Linked DNA regions of Homo sapiens: regions 1 and 2 are each linked to region 3. Evidence: chromatin contacts called from ENCODE Hi-C or POLR2A ChIA-PET data. All regions are on one chromosome and are shown on one strand. The core of a region is the stretch at or near the end of the contact, and the rest is flanking DNA. Distances in the headings are between cores, read along the strand shown. Region 1 overlaps ZNF532 (zinc finger protein 532). Region 2 overlaps ZNF532 (zinc finger protein 532). Region 3 has its middle 82 kb from the start of SEC11C.

The links. Hi-C counts contacts between places; a loop is a spot of excess contacts on that map. ChIA-PET counts read pairs that join two places held with the same protein, here RNA polymerase II (POLR2A). Pooled maps may share reads with other maps.
Region 1: a map of endothelial cell of umbilical vein shows a loop between it and region 3 (7-fold over the local background). The contact joins two enhancer-like sites. A Hi-C loop is called at or near these places in 7 of 168 maps with a recorded cell type or tissue (B cell, OCI-LY7, PC-3 and 4 more), 13 of 37 single-sample maps with no recorded cell type and 11 of 50 pooled maps. POLR2A ChIA-PET finds 5 or more read pairs at or near these places in 2 of 52 experiments (IMR-90 and naive thymus-derived CD4-positive, alpha-beta T cell).
Region 2: a loop to region 3 is called in a map of heart left ventricle, with 4 times the contacts of the local background. The contact joins two enhancer-like sites. A Hi-C loop is called at or near these places in 5 of 168 maps with a recorded cell type or tissue (CD14-positive monocyte, Calu3, ascending aorta and 2 more) and 7 of 50 pooled maps. POLR2A ChIA-PET finds 5 or more read pairs at or near these places in 1 of 52 experiments (OCI-LY7).

Annotation. Positions count from the first base shown.
Region 1 is chr18:58,886,216-58,891,013 of GRCh38, forward strand. All of the region lies in intron 2 of ZNF532 (zinc finger protein 532), which reads left to right. Among named protein-coding and RNA genes, the nearest start is that of ZNF532, 24 kb to the left of the region's middle. RefSeq lists enhancers at 3,101-3,601, 3,602-4,102. Within about 2 kb of position 1,441, at least 27 of the 41 ENCODE cell types and tissues checked have a DNase peak (open chromatin) inside an H3K27ac peak, as active enhancers do; they include dorsolateral prefrontal cortex, where a contact is called at or near this core.
Region 2 is chr18:58,910,409-58,915,400 of GRCh38, forward strand. All of the region lies in intron 2 of ZNF532 (zinc finger protein 532), which reads left to right. Among named protein-coding and RNA genes, the nearest start is that of ZNF532, 48 kb to the left of the region's middle. Within about 2 kb of position 1,556, at least 9 of the 41 ENCODE cell types and tissues checked have a DNase peak (open chromatin) inside an H3K27ac peak, as active enhancers do; they include ascending aorta, where a contact is called at or near this core.
Region 3 is chr18:59,055,490-59,060,530 of GRCh38, forward strand. It overlaps the pseudogene OACYLP. Among named protein-coding and RNA genes, the nearest start is that of SEC11C, 82 kb to the right of the region's middle. Within about 2 kb of position 1,887, at least 5 of the 41 ENCODE cell types and tissues checked have a DNase peak (open chromatin) inside an H3K27ac peak, as active enhancers do; they include ascending aorta and dorsolateral prefrontal cortex, where a contact is called at or near this core.

The DNA of each region.
Region 1 (4,798 bases), core at 191-2,690, 170 kb before region 3:
AGTGATCCTCCTGCCTTGGCCTCCCAAAGTGCTGAGATTACAGGCGTGAGCCACTGCACCTGGTCCTTTCATTCAATTTTATGTATCTAGGAATTTTACGTGTCTATATGCTTAAATATAAAAACGTATGCTTATTTTATTTTAAGGTAGTGTATGTATTGTTTTGTGACCTGATTTTTTTTTTTAACTTAATGTTCAATCTTGATTGTTCCACTTCAGTACTTACAGTGACTCTAACCTCACTTTTAATCAGGGCATGGTACTCCATAAAAAAGGAATGTGCCAAAAACGATGTGAATGCACTTAACACTGTTGAACTGTGCATTTAGATATGGTTACCATGGTAAATTTTATGCTATGTGTATTTTTACCACAATCTGAAAAATAAAGGATGTACCATGATTGTTACATAATCGTTTATGTACCATTGTCATGGATATGTACATGATTTCTAGTGCTTTGCTATGTTACAAATAACTGTGCACCAAACGTTTTTGTACATGTGATCCTCAATTTGGGAGATTTTATTTCTGTGGTTTAAAACATTGCCTCTATGCCCTGAGATCAATGACATGTCATCCAGATATAGCACATAGAGGCCTTGCCCATTTTTCTTCAGGAATAACTAGGGGAAGAGTAGGTTTTTTTCTATATGGATTTTTAGAATTTATTGGTTGTGGGTATGCTATTAGAGAGAGACTATCCTGTAGTAATCTCCTTAGTTGGAGATGTTCTTTCATTAGCTTGTAATCTCAGTAGGTTCCTGGGCAAGCCCTGCCCAGAGCTCATTTTCACTTGTCCTTTACCAGATACCTGCAGGGATGGTCAGCTCTGGTAAATTACCTGGTTCCTAAGGCTTTTCTGGCGGTGAAATGAAGAACACCCTGAGGGAACACAGGCAGATGATGGAGTTCTGATAGCTTTGTTAGGTGGCTTATTCCGCAACACAGTTGCGTAGGGGCCCGAGGGGCCCTGGGCAGAACCCAGGCCTTCTGGTCTCCTGCAGTGGTTTGGTATTTAGTAAACTCTTCTGTGTTTGAATTTTTCTGTGCAGAACCACGGTTTTGAAATGCTAACCTGAGGGCAGTCTTGCCCTTTAAATGTACATTTTGTTTTCTGAAGAGAAACATGGGGCAGGTATTTTTGGAGGCTTTATATATTCAGTAAGTAGATATTCCACTGTTCAAGAACCTTCACGCTCACAGCAAGTCAGCACAATTCTGTTTTTGACTTTTGAGCAAGAAAAGGAAAACACTGGTCATGTGAATTGGCTGGAGTTGCTTAATTTGGTTATTGTTCGATGCATATTTATTTCCGGGGTGATGCAGCCCTCTGCCTCTCATGTGTTTGGGGTCAGTTGGGTGGTCTGGTGGGAGAAGAGGGGAAGAAAGAAAATGGGTAGTCTGCTGCATCATTGTGTGACCTGTCATCTTCCACCTGGGCTTAACACAAAACCACAAACCAAAACAGAACCCCCACGCTCACAGGAGGGACCGTCATGCAGGACTAGGCAGTATTGCTGGTTGTGGTTAGTGTCCTCTTCCCAATCCTAGGGCCTATCTGAAGGCTGGAGACCACACCGAGTCGGGGCGAGCTGCGGTCAGTGCCACTTCCTGAGGAAGTGACTGAGGCAGCCGGGCTTTGTGAAAGCTGCTTTATCCCTGCGTCCCCCGGGGCAGAGGGGAGCAGAAATAATATGCCAATGGCTTTTCCTGCGGAATTAAAGGAGCCCTCCCCAAACATCTTTTTATTAGATTAGAGCTTTGCGTTCATAAATTATTTCTAACTACTCTCCTATTCTAGTTCTCAGAAAATGGAAGGAGCAGAACTTCATATCTTTAAGGATTTTCTGGGATTATGCTCTAATCTAAATTATGAAAACTTGATATATTTTAAAGGAATTTACTCAGTTGAATAATAAACCACAATCATCATGAGTATTTTATTTTATATAGGCAGACAGTATAAAACTTTTAGATAGTTCATTAATAAAGGAAAATTGAACATTTTGGAACTTTCATGTGATTTTAGCAAACTGCAAATCAGTCAAATATTAAATCCGTTAACTCCATGTGAAAGTAAAGAATCACTTAGAATGTACAATGTCACGTTTTCTAATTTTATAAATATAAAATCAGATATTTTTCTTGTAAGTTTTCTTTTCAGAAATGAAAATATGGCCGGGTGCAGTGGCTCACGCCTGTAATCCCAACATTTTGGGAGGCCAAGGTGGGTGGATCACCTGAGGTCAGGAGGTCAAGAGCAGCCTGGCCAACATGGTGAAACCCTGTCTCTACAAAAATACAAAAAATTAGCTGGGTGTGGTGACGCACGCCTGTAACCCCAGCTACTTGGGAGGCTGAGGCAGGAGAATCGCTTCAACCTGGGAGGCGGAGGTTGCAGTGAGCCAAGATCACACCATTGCACTCCAGCCTGAGCGACAAGAGCGAAACTCTGTCTCCAAGGAAGGCAAAAAAAAAATTATATATATATATATATATATATATATAAATTATATATATATATTTTATATATATATAAAATTAATATATATAATTTATATATATATAAAATATATATAATTTATATATATAAAAAATTATATATATAAATTATATATATAATTTATATATATATAATTTATATATATATAATATATATTATATATATATATTTTATATATATATATATATATATAATTCATACAGGCTGAGTATCCCTTATCCGTAATGCTTGGGACCAGCATTTAGGTTTTTTTGTTCCAGATTTTGGAATATTTACATTATACTCACCAGTTGAACATCTCAAATCTAAAAATCCAAAATTTGAAAGTTCCAAATGAGCATTTGAGTGTTAATTTGGCACTCAAAAAGTTTAGGATTTTGGAGCATTTCAGATTTAGAATATTCAGTGTACTTCTCCCCCAGACCTCTTACAAATCATGTTTTCTCTTTCCGTGATTTTCTTTCTCTCTCTTTTCCAAGCATTTTAGATATATATGCCTAAGTAGTTAACACATAGAGTTAAAAAGCTCTGAAGTTAGCTAGATAGAGGTGAATAAACCCTCCCTGGGCACTTCCTGTTTCCAGGTAACTGCCACAAATAAAGAGGGATGCTTGTTCCAGGTGTACCTGAAATTTATCAGGTTGTCTTTCTTGAGCCATATAACACATATCCATGTACTTGTACTTTTTCTGTAAAATACAGTTAGTAAGAAAACAGCACTTATATTAACTTGTACTTTCTACTTAAAAGGATATTTTTCCAGAAGTGGAGTGGGTGTTTAAGAAATACAAACTCTTGGCCGGGTGTGGTGGCTCATGCCTGTAATCCCAGCACTTTGGGAGGCTGAGACAGGCGGATCACTTGATGTCAGGAGTTTGAGACCAGCCTGGCCAATATGGTGAAACCCCCTCTCTACTAAAAATACAAAAATTATCCCAGCTACTCGGGAGGCTGAGGCAGAAGACTCTCTTGAACCCAGGGGGTGGAGGTTGCGGTGAGCCGAGGTCACGCCACTGCACTCCAGCCTGGGTGACAGACTGTGATTCCATCTCAAAACAAAAAACAAAAAAACCCCAAAATTTGGCTAGGCGCGGTGGCTCACGCCTGTAATCCCAGCACTTTGGGAGGCCAAGGCAGGATCACCTGAGGTCAGGAGTTTGAGACCAACCTGGCCAACATGGTGAAACCCTGCCTCTACTAAAAATAAAAAATTAGCCAGGTGTGGTGGCATGCACCTGTATAGTCCCAGCTACTCAGGAGGCTGAGGCAGGAGAATCGTTTGAACCCGGGAGGTGGAGGTTGTGGTAAGCCAAGATCGCGCCACTGCACTCCAGCCTAGGAGATGGTGAGACTGTGTTTAAAAAAGAAAAAAAAAAATTAGCTGGGCATGGTGGCACACACTTGTAATCCCAGCTACTTGGGAGGCTGAGGCAGGAGAATCACTTGAACTCAGGAGGTGGGGGTTGCAGTGAGCCGAGATTTTGACACTGCACTCCAGCCTGGGGAGGAAAAATATATATATATATGAGTTATATATATATACACACACATACATATATATATATACACGTATATATATAACTCTTAAGTAAAATTAAGTACCCTGGTTAGTACTTAACTGTTACAACTGGGTTTATCTAAATATTTGCTCTTCTTCTACCCAGAGGGCCATTATTGTGTCTTTGACTCCAGTTTGATCCTTATTCTTTTTTTGATATAAAGGTGGTTCCATCATTATCTCCTTAATGACTTCTGGGTTTCTTTTTTTTAAACCTTAAACTGTACCTGGTATCTCCTTGCCAAAATCCCAATGACCCCGCATTGCTCTGTTACAGGAATTCTTTTCCCTCTGTCCTTGCACTAACTGCCGCCCATTTTTTTTTTTTTTTGAGAAATTTAAAAAGTAAGGAAGGATATGTGAATTACTTATTAAGTACTACCTGTATTCTCACCAGTCACTGTAATATGACTGTATGCCCAGTCTGTTCCCTCTCCCCTTCTTTTTCTCCATCCTGCCCTCTAGCTTCTTCTTCCTCCTCCCCCACTCCACCTCTTCCTCTTCCTCAGACCTCTTTACCTCTTCTTCCCGGTAGGTAAATGGTTCCTCTCCTTCCTTTTTTTTTTTCCTTCTTAAACTATTTTTTTAGATATGGGGCCTCTGTCATCCAGGCTGGGGTGCAGTGATGCTATCATAGCTCACTGCAGCCTTGACCTCCCGGGTTCAAGTGATCCTCCCACCTCAGCCTCCTGAGTAGCAGGAACTACACGCATGCCACCGTATCGGGCTAACTGG
Region 2 (4,992 bases), core at 306-2,805, 150 kb before region 3:
CCCCCTCCCATTCCTGGTTTTTATTTTTAAATTTAATATTTACACACAGTGAAATTCTCTAGTTTATTTTTTTTTTGAGAAAGAGTCTCGCTTCATCACTCAGGCTGGAGTACAGTGGCGTGATCTCAGCTCAGTGCAACCTCTGCCTTCCAGGTTCAAACGATTTTGCCGCTTCAGCCTCCCGAGTAGCTGGGATTACAGGCATGCACCACCAAGCCCAGCTAATTTTTGTATTTGTAGTAGAGAGAGAGAGAGGGGGTTTCATCATGTTGGCCAGGCTGGTCTCAAACTCCTGGTCTCAAGTGATCCACCCGCCTCAGCCTCCCAAAGTGCTGGGATTACGAGCATGAGCCGCCGCACCTGGCCTGAAATTCTCAAGGGTTTGACAGATGCACAGAAACATGTCTCCACTACCACATTTGTGATACAGAACTATTCCATGAGCCCTAAAATTCTCTCCTTCAGCCTGGTTTGTTTTTTTTTTTTAAGAGACAGGGTCTTACTCTGTTGCCTAAGCTAGATTGCAGTGGCGTGATTGTAGCTCACTGTAGCCTCGACTTACTGGGCTCAACCAATCATCCTGCCTTGGCCTCCCAAAGTGTTGGAATCACAGTCATGAGCTACCACGCCCAGCCCTGCCTGGATTTCAATGGTGGTTTTGAGAGAGTGGATTGTCAGAGTGCTGGGGAGATACTGGGAGGAGCAGGATATGTCCCAGTACTGGAGAACTTGAGCCATGAAGGCTGCGTGGCAAGAGGACAGAGCACCAAGGGTTCCAGGGTAAGGCTGGAGGAGATCTCTCTATGCCACTAGGCAAATGGGATAGGAATTACCCAAAATAGAAGGGACAGACCAAGCTCACTGTGGAGGATCGGCTTGGCAAAGCCAGCATGAAGGTACAGGCAAGATTTGAAGGAATGAAGCTGTGGGAGACCTCTTGACTGGTGACTATGATTTTTTAAGTTAACCTCAGAAAGAAAAGGGGGGATGGAGTTTAGAAGAGGGAGAGATTAGTAACATCTGCAGGCCACAGCCTTAGGCCAGGCAGGGTTGCTCAAGCCTTTAATCCCAGCACTTGGGAGGGGAGGCTGGAGGATCACTCGAGGCCAGTTTGAGACCAGTCTGGGTGAGAGCAAGACCCCATTTCTACAGCAAATAAGAATTAGCTGAGTGTGGCGGTGCTTGTAAGGATCACTTGAGCCCAGAAGTTCGAGGCTGCAGTGAGCTATGATCATGGCACTGCACTCCAGCCTGGACAGCAGAGCCAGGTCCTGTGTCAAAGGAAAGAAAAGAAGCAGCCCTTGTCTCTTGGCAGGATGGGAGTTAATAAGGAAAAACAAAATTGCAGTGCTAAATGACGCTGAGGACCTGCTGTGGAGGGCTACAGGCACGCCCTCAATTTCCCTGGAGCTTCTCTCCTGGAAAAAGCAAAGGAGCTCTCACTGTAGCTGAGCTTTCGTTTTGACCCAGAAGAGTTTGGAGTTGGGGAGTGAGCTTTCTTAGAGAGCTGTGATGTGAGAAGTAGGCCGAGTGGGGGAGGTTGAGCTTTCAGAGAAGGCTGAGGTTTGTAGGGACAGGGACTTTCCCTTAGTTGCTCCTGATGTGCGAGGTGGGGAATGGATGGGGGCGGGGAGCCTACTTTTATAACCTTGAGGGAGGAGTGTGGAATAACTGCAGCAAAGGGCTGGGGCTGGCTTCACTCCTCTATTTCCCAAGGTCGTGACCTGGTTCGTGGCATTAGTATGTGACTCCTGTGTTGATATTTCCAGAAGCAGTTTGAATTTCAGATCAGGAAATCTGTTATATTTCAGATCAGGAATATCAAGTGTTAGCTGAAGAAGAAAACATACTACCTTGAGCAAAGTATTTGTATATCCATGATTGGTATCATCAGGTTTAAGGAAACCAGTAAATAACTATTTTGGATAGTAGCAACTATATTTGCTAATTTCTTGTTAACTCATACAGAATTAACAAAACATACATTTGTTCTTTGACTGTGCGTATAAACTGTATTTGTACGCTATGTGTTACCCTGGTGTAGGCTGCTTAGAAAATGAAGCTCTTGTGCTGAGAGGGGGCAGAGTGTGATCAGGGTGCCCAGCAGTGCTGACAGGTCAGAGGGTCCAGGCGACTTGTTGGTGTCCCATTGTGTCAGCTTTCTTCCCTGTGGCCGGGGAGGAACCTTTAGACCTGCAAGGTGCTCTGGGCTGGCTGTCTCGACTTAATCAGGGTCTGATTAGTGTGAAGGCTAAAGGTAAAATGAAACTTTTCTGTGGCATTTGTCACTGGCATGGGACCTTCAGATGGCAAGTAATTAAGAGATTCCATAGCTTTTTTCATAACTGCTTATTTTTCTTTTCCACATTTTTTCATGTGTGTGTCTGCGTGTATGCTATTTTTTTGAAATCTGAGAATCTGCCATTTTTGGGGCCCAGTCTCTCCCACCCCTGCCTGCACTTCCTAGAGAGAGGCAGTGAACCATGGCAGCTGCTCCAGAGGCGCGGCTGATCAAATTTTTTAAAAAAACTTGGCCCCCAAACTGACCCATGTCCCCAGCTGGTTTAGGAAGAGTGAAGAAGCATGAGGTCGACCTGCGTAGCTGAACCGATTTGGTGTTTGGAATGGAAATGCAGTGAGAAAATAGGTTTCCCTGATATGCAGTCGAGATTGAAGTGGGATAAAAGCGGCAGAAGATCAGTTGGAAGAGAAGAGAGAAGGTTTTTTTTCTTTTCTTTGGTGGAAGAGATACAATGTGCAGAGCCTTGGAAATTCTAAAGATGTAAGAGATTGGTGATGGAGGCAGAGCTAAGGTTTGCATAATGATAATGGGAAGAGCAAGAATTTGAATGTAGGCAGCCAAGAGAAGTCAATCCCTGTGTTTCTTGAAGATGTATAAAAACTGGGGATGCTAGCTAGATTCATTTTCTAAGAGGAGGAAATTAAATTTGAAACATTACGTAATATAAACATAAGTTATAAGAACATTTTATATTTGAAGGAAAGATAGGAAAGATGAAAACATGCTAGATCCATTCATTTATTGAATTATTTTTTTGGGGCCAGGCACAGTGGCTCACACCTGTAATCCTGGCACTTTGGGAGGCTGAGGCAGGAGGATTGTTTGAGCTCAGGAGTTCGAGACCAGCTTGGACAACATAGTGAGACCCCATCCTAAAAGAAAGGGAAAGGAAAAAATATATATATATAAAAGAATTATTTTTTTAAAAATTCAGCGGAATAAAAAAGATACAATGAAGGGTCTCAGTGGCCAGATAGTGCTAGAAAATAAGACTGGGAATCCCAAAGCAGACCTTGTATTATTACAGTTGTTTTATGGGAAGCCTTTATAATACTGCCAAGATGGTCAGTAGACTTTGATTTGTTTTTCTCTAAGTAGGACTGTTATGATTTAGAGGGTATTGATTTTCATTAAGGGAAATGTTAGTTTCTGTATTAAATAGGGAACCAGCGTTTTCACAGGTCAGAGGAGGCAGACCTTGGCTGGATTTAGGCGTGCATCTTTCTGTTTCAGGATTAAAGTTGGGATTTAATGGTTAGGCTGTGCCTATGCCTTTAATACTGACATTCTCTAATTGGAAATTGGGAAACCAACAATTTTTTTATTGCAAAGGAAGAAGAATTTTGTTACAAAGTATGAGAAGTATGATTAAGGGGTGAATAGGTTTTTCTTACGTTTTTCTTTTGACTTCATAACTTTTGACTTCTGCCAACAAAGATGAAATAGCTTTTCATAATTCTCAGAGGCTTTGAGTAGGAAAGGAAATGTTTTGTCTCTGTGTCATACGAGAAAATAAAGTGATCATGTGACAGACCTGAGTTCTTTCAATTTCCTTTTTTGTAAACAGGTCTGATTCCCTCAGATATTGTTGATGTCTTTGGGTGAAAGAACATTATACATTAAGCACAAATGCTATTAGTGAATTATAGGTCATTTATATAGGGTTTACTTTTAAATTAAAAGACCATTGGCCAGGCGTGGTGGCTCACATCTGTAATCCCAGCACTCTGGGAGGCCGCGGCGGGCGGATCACGAGGTCAGGAGCTTGAGACCAGCCTGGCCAACATGGTGAAACCCCGTCTCTACTAAAAATACAAAAATTAGCCAGATGTGGTGGCAGGTGCCTGTAATCCCGGCTACTCGGGAGGCTGAGGCAGGAGAATTGCTTGAACCCAGGAGGCGGAGGTTGCAGTGAGCCGAGATCACACTGCTGTACTCCAGCCTGGGTGACAGAGCAAGACTCCGTCTCGGAAAAAATAAATAAATAAAATAAAAGACTATTATTGCCTTTGAAGGGAGATGTATTTTATAGGGCATAAGTGAAAGACATTGTTAAAATAACTAAAGCTAATTCTGTTTGAAAATCAAACTGTTGAGGGAAAGGGAAGCTAAAATGAGATCGTTCTATTTTATCTTTTAAAAGAGAGGACTGAGATTTATTTTTGTAATGTTTTTAAGCAAAAGAATCTATTTTTAAGACAGTAGTACTTAGGAATTGGGGTGGAAAGCGAAGAAAACTTTCAGACATAAACATTCCTCTTTGTATTCAGTATAACTGAGAAATGAAGTGGGAGTTATACATTTTTTTCCCCTCCAAGTGGAATGGAACACTTGCTCTTGCCTTCCAGAATGTGGGAAGGGAAAGGGTAATAGGACAATGTGATTGTGGGTATGAAAAACATTCCTATAAACCAAAAAAGAAGTGTGAAGTTACAGAGTGGTATCCATTCCATTAGTTATACAACCCCAGAGAGGGGAGTCCAGGCACCACAGTGATCTCGGGTTTCAGACGACACGATGCGCTTTCGGTTGGCCACTGCACTCAGAAATGCCCATTATGCATTTTCAGCTTCTAGTCGGCCTTCCTGCAGGTGAACTAGGATGACTGACTCACTTTTTAAAACTACCATCAGTTCACTCTGACCTCTTACCACGTCCCACTGCTTCACGCTGGACTCCCCCACGTCCCC
Region 3 (5,041 bases), core at 637-3,136:
ATACAGCATTATTACCATAACCCCCTGCTTACCCTCATAGCAGACATTAGTAATCAATCATAGCATCATGGAGCTAGAATTCATCCTTCTTTCCAAATATTACACTAACATTGGTACTCTGGCTGAAAATAATTTTCTCCCTGTATCACTTGATAACTGAATAGTATCTATCTCATCCCTTCCTCATGAACAGCCATGGCAACTTTCACTAGCAGAATTGCATTGTCAAAGGCATTTTCCAGGTCAGGCTGTGCCTGGATGGTCTCGCACTTGTGTTTGACATTTCTTCCACACCACTGTGGATCCTCTTAATCCCAACCCTCACACTTCGGAGCAGGTACAACCAGACAGCGCCTCACTCTGGGTGCTTCAGGAAACATCCTAGTCTTATACATGCACGGTCCCAAAGTGTGGAGGAATTAATTTGTGTGGGACCATCCTTAACCCATTTGAGATAGAAGACAGTGGGAAAATCCTTCTGTCTTTCATCTCACAGGACAGTTTTAAGGTACATTTCATATGGCCCTGTGGAACATTCTGGAAGAACTGAGCATTGGCCACCTTGATAGCACATCCTGGTATTGGTTTTCCCTGCTTCCCTGTTCTCCTACCCTATCCCTCATTCCTACACCCACGTGAACTACCTGCACCCGGACATTTGTCTCAGGCTCTGCTCCTCAGTTGAAGGCGTGCCTGGTTCCCCCTCTGCATTAGTCCGTTTTCACATGCTATAAAGAACTACCTGAGACTGGGTAATTTATAAAGAAAAGAGGTTTAATTGACTCATGGTTCTGCAGGCTGTGCAGGCTTCTGCTTCTGGGAAGGCCTCAGGAAACTTACAATCAGGGCAGATGGGGAACCAGGCACATCTTAATATGGTGGGAGCAGGAGGAAGAGAGCAAAGCGGGGAGGTGCTACACACTTTTAAACAGCCAGATCTCATGAGAATTCACTCACTATCACAAGAACAGCAAGGGGGAAATCCATCCCCACGATCCAGTCACCTCCTATCAGGCCCCACTTCAACACTGGGGATTACAATTCCACATGAGATATGGGCAGGGACAAAGATCCAAACCATACCATCCTCCTTCTCGATCCTCTCTCCCCTGTGCTTGGAGTGGGTCCACCCCGTGTCCCACCCTGCCTTTGACAGTCCTCTCTCCCAAATCAACCACCACTTGTATCCATATCGGGTTTCATAGATGACAAGGGACGTTCCCAGGCATGGACTCCTTTTGAGCTGCATAGTAAGCCTCAGGGTGGGCAGGCGAGGATGCGATTACTGTTCCTGTCTAGACCAGGAAACTCAAGCTCAAGGCCCTGCCCGGTGTGGCACAACTAATGGATGGTCAAGACCGAGGCTGCCTCAGGTCCTCCAGCCCCAGCCCCGCTCTCCCTGCCACTCATCAGCCTCTCAAAAGCAGGGCCTCTCAAAAGCAGGAAGTACCTCTGATGGTCAGGATTTCCAGCCTTTCGTGCCATAGGAAGCGCATGTGTGGGGCAAGAAACTGAAGGGCACTCCTCTCCGTATCCTCTCTTCTTTGCAGGAGTACACAGATCCTCATCCTCCTTGGGGCCATGCTGTTCTTGGCATCTTTCACAGCCACTGCTCTGATCACCTTGGCATATAAACTTCCTGTCGTGGCTCCATCAGAAACCAGGTAATGCGGTTCCCCAGCCTGCCCCTTTCTGGCCAGGACTTCCCGGGGAGGGCTGCTGAATGCCAGGCTGTTCACCCTGTGCCCTTTGGTTCATGGAAAAAGTGGGTATGAAACTTTTGGTCTGGATGGGAAAGCTGATTGCCTTCTTGCTTCCAAACTTCTGAACCTTTCAACCTGCACTGGTAGGTCCTCTCTGAACTCAACGTTGCCCATTGAAACGCTTCCCAGAGGAAGGAGCGCCCCCATGTGGCTGTACTGTGTTTCTCCTCCAGCAGCCAATTGCTGCTTGGTGGCTCTGTTGGATGGAGAGACTGAACCTACCTCTTCAAGGTCACACAACTAGTAGGTGGCACAGGTGTGATTTGAACTTAGAAGCCAATCCACAGTGCTATTTCCCCTCCCCAATGAGGCATGTATGACACTTACACAGGAAAAACTGTTATGATTACCTGCTAATCTTCTCTCAATGCAGTGACACAAATGAAAATCAGATTATGTCAGTCATCTGCTTGAATTCCTCCAGTGGCCTCATTGGTCACCCTCCTACCTGCTGACACTGGACCAGCCACACCAACTCATCTCAACGCACCAAGCACGCTCCCCGAACCCCCTTCCCCACCCTCCCCAACCCGGGGCCTTAGCACTTGCTTTTGAGCCTGAATTACTCTTCTGTTAAAATCTAAGATCTTGGCAGGGCTTTCTCCTTCACATCTTTCAGGTGTCTGTGCAAATGTCACCTTCTCAGAGCAGCCTTTGCCGATCTTCCAAAATAAAATGGCCAGAACCGTTCCTGGTATGTGAGTGTTCCATGTGAATCTGTGAGTGGGTGGCATATGAGAATAAATGAATGAATTGGTGACAACATCCCAAGCCTCCTGACCAGGAGACTATCATGCCCTTCCCATATCATGGCATGGTGAAGTGATTGAGGAGGAGGCTCACTCATGTCCAGCCCAGCGGTTTTCAACCCTGGCCACATATTAGAGTCACTTGGGAGCTTCTAAATCTACTGATGCTTTCATCCCCACCCACCTCCGAACAATTGAATCAGAATCTCTGGGCATGGGGCCCAGGCAGCGGACTTTTGTAAGCATTCCCAGGGTGCTTACAAATTCTAATTTGCAGAATAAATTCTTATGTGCAGCCACAGTTGAAGAACCATACGTCTAGTCCTCAAACACCTTCCCTTCCTCCAGTGGTCCCTGCATGGGCAGCTAGGGGCTGAGAGTGCGTCTAGCTTCAGTGGGGAATGGTGATAATTTTAACGGTGATAAATTTAAAGCAGGGGTTCTCAATCTGCCTTTGGGAAACTCAGGAGAGTTTTAAAATTTCTAGTCCCTGAGTCCATGTGCAGAGATGATGATTCCCTGGGCTTGGGTATAACCTGGATGCCTCCCGTGAATGGCACTGTTTAGGCAAAGCTTCTCAGCCTTGAGGGGGTATCAGGGTCACCTGGAGGGCTTCTTAACACACAGATGGTTGAGCCCACTGCCAGTAGGTCAGGGTGGGGCCCATGAGTCTGGGTTCCTAATAAGTTCTCAGGTGATGCAGGTGTTTTTTTTTTTTGTCTGTGTTTTTTATTCTATTGCAACAGAGTCTCACTCTGTCATCCAGGCTGGAGCACAGTGGCATGATCACCGCTCACTGCAGCCTCAACCTCCTGAGCTCAAGCGAACCTCCTGCTTCAGCCTCCTGAGAAGCTGGGACTGTAGGCATGTGCCTCCAGGCCTGGCTAATTTTTTTTTTTTTGTAGAGTTGGGGTCTCTCTATGTTGCCCAGATTGGTCTCAAACTCCTGGGCTCAATGATCCTCTTGCCTCGGCTTCCCAAAGTGCTGGGATTACATGTGTGAGCCACCATGCCTGGCCTGACGCAGCTGTTGATGTCAAGGGATGAAACCTTGAAAAACACAGCTTCAAAGAATAGTTTTTGGTGTCCTTTTAATAGCCTGGCCTGGACCTCTCATCACTTCTCTCTCAGGACAGTCTCTGTCCTTGGGACCCTTGGGTTCACATCTGGGTGCTACATTTTTAGAACATTCTGACATATTGGCCACCAGACACAGCTATTTAAAATGAATACACTCATGATATTTCCTTGGGATCTGGGGTGGAGGGGCCTGAGGGAATTTGGAACCTAAACAAGCCAACTTTGGCTGAGGTGGGGCCATGAGGTCACTGTTTGCGCACCATGACTAAGGAAATGAACAAGTGTGCCCTAAATGTACCTTTGGGCTTGCTGATTATTCCAATGGACATCTCAGGGATTTGGATTCCCTTTGCCATGTCCAGATCAAACATAACATTTTGGCTTATTTCCTTGTATTTTTCAGTGAAGAGGCGATTGTATTGTATTTCGTGGAGTACTACACAAAGCCCTACTGCCGATTTGGGCCAGTTCTTGTGGGCCTCTTTCTGAGCATTTACATGCACCAAAACCACCAGGAAAACATTCTCAGAACCAAGGTATGATTTCCCGTGCCTCACTCTATGGGCATGGGTCTGGCTGGGACTGTGTGGCCCACCTGGCCAGGCTCTTCCAAAGCTGTGGATGAAGCAGTCAGCCTGCTGGGTACTGTATTGTGCTGTAGAGTGTTACTGATGTCTCTCTGTGCTAAAGAATCAGAAGGAATTGGCCAGGTGCAGTGGTTAACACCTGTAATCGCAGCACTTTGGGAGGCTGAGGCAGGAGGATCCCTTGAGTCCAGTTCAGGACCAGCTCAGGCAACATGGTGAAACCCCTGTCTTCATTTTTTTTTTTTAATTTAAAGATAAGGCCTTTATCTTCCTGCCAGAGCTTGATTCTCTGCTTTCTTCACTGACCTCTCCTTATGATCCTCCAGATTTGGAACCCAGTGTGGTCCCATCTGTAGGAGCTTTGGTACTGACCCAAAGAAACCACCAATGTGAGAAAACATACCCAGTGAGATTACAATGGCAAGACTTTCTTCTGGAAGAGGATACTGAGTTGGGTTGGATTTTTAACAGCACATGCTCAGTGGTTTCTATATACAAGATTCTTGGTCAGATTTGATGGTTGTGTCTGGGAATCAGGACGTGAGGTGTCTAGAGGGGAAGCTGTTACTTTGCTTTTCCAGATGTACCCCAAGCACTCATTTTCTTCTCTGGCTCCTTTGTGGGCAATCATTCTAGTTCACCATCCAATCTCGTTACTCAAGCTGGAAACCCGGGTTCATCTTGGATGCCTCCTCCTCACTGACCACTGCTCTCAGCCAATCATCCCCCATGCTCTGCCGATGGTTTCTCCTGCCATCCTCTCTCATCCTTTTGAACTGACCTTAAAGCTCTTCTCATCTCATGCCTGGATGTTGTCACTTGTTTCCTTGCCTCTAGTCTTATTGATCTCAAATCTACTCTT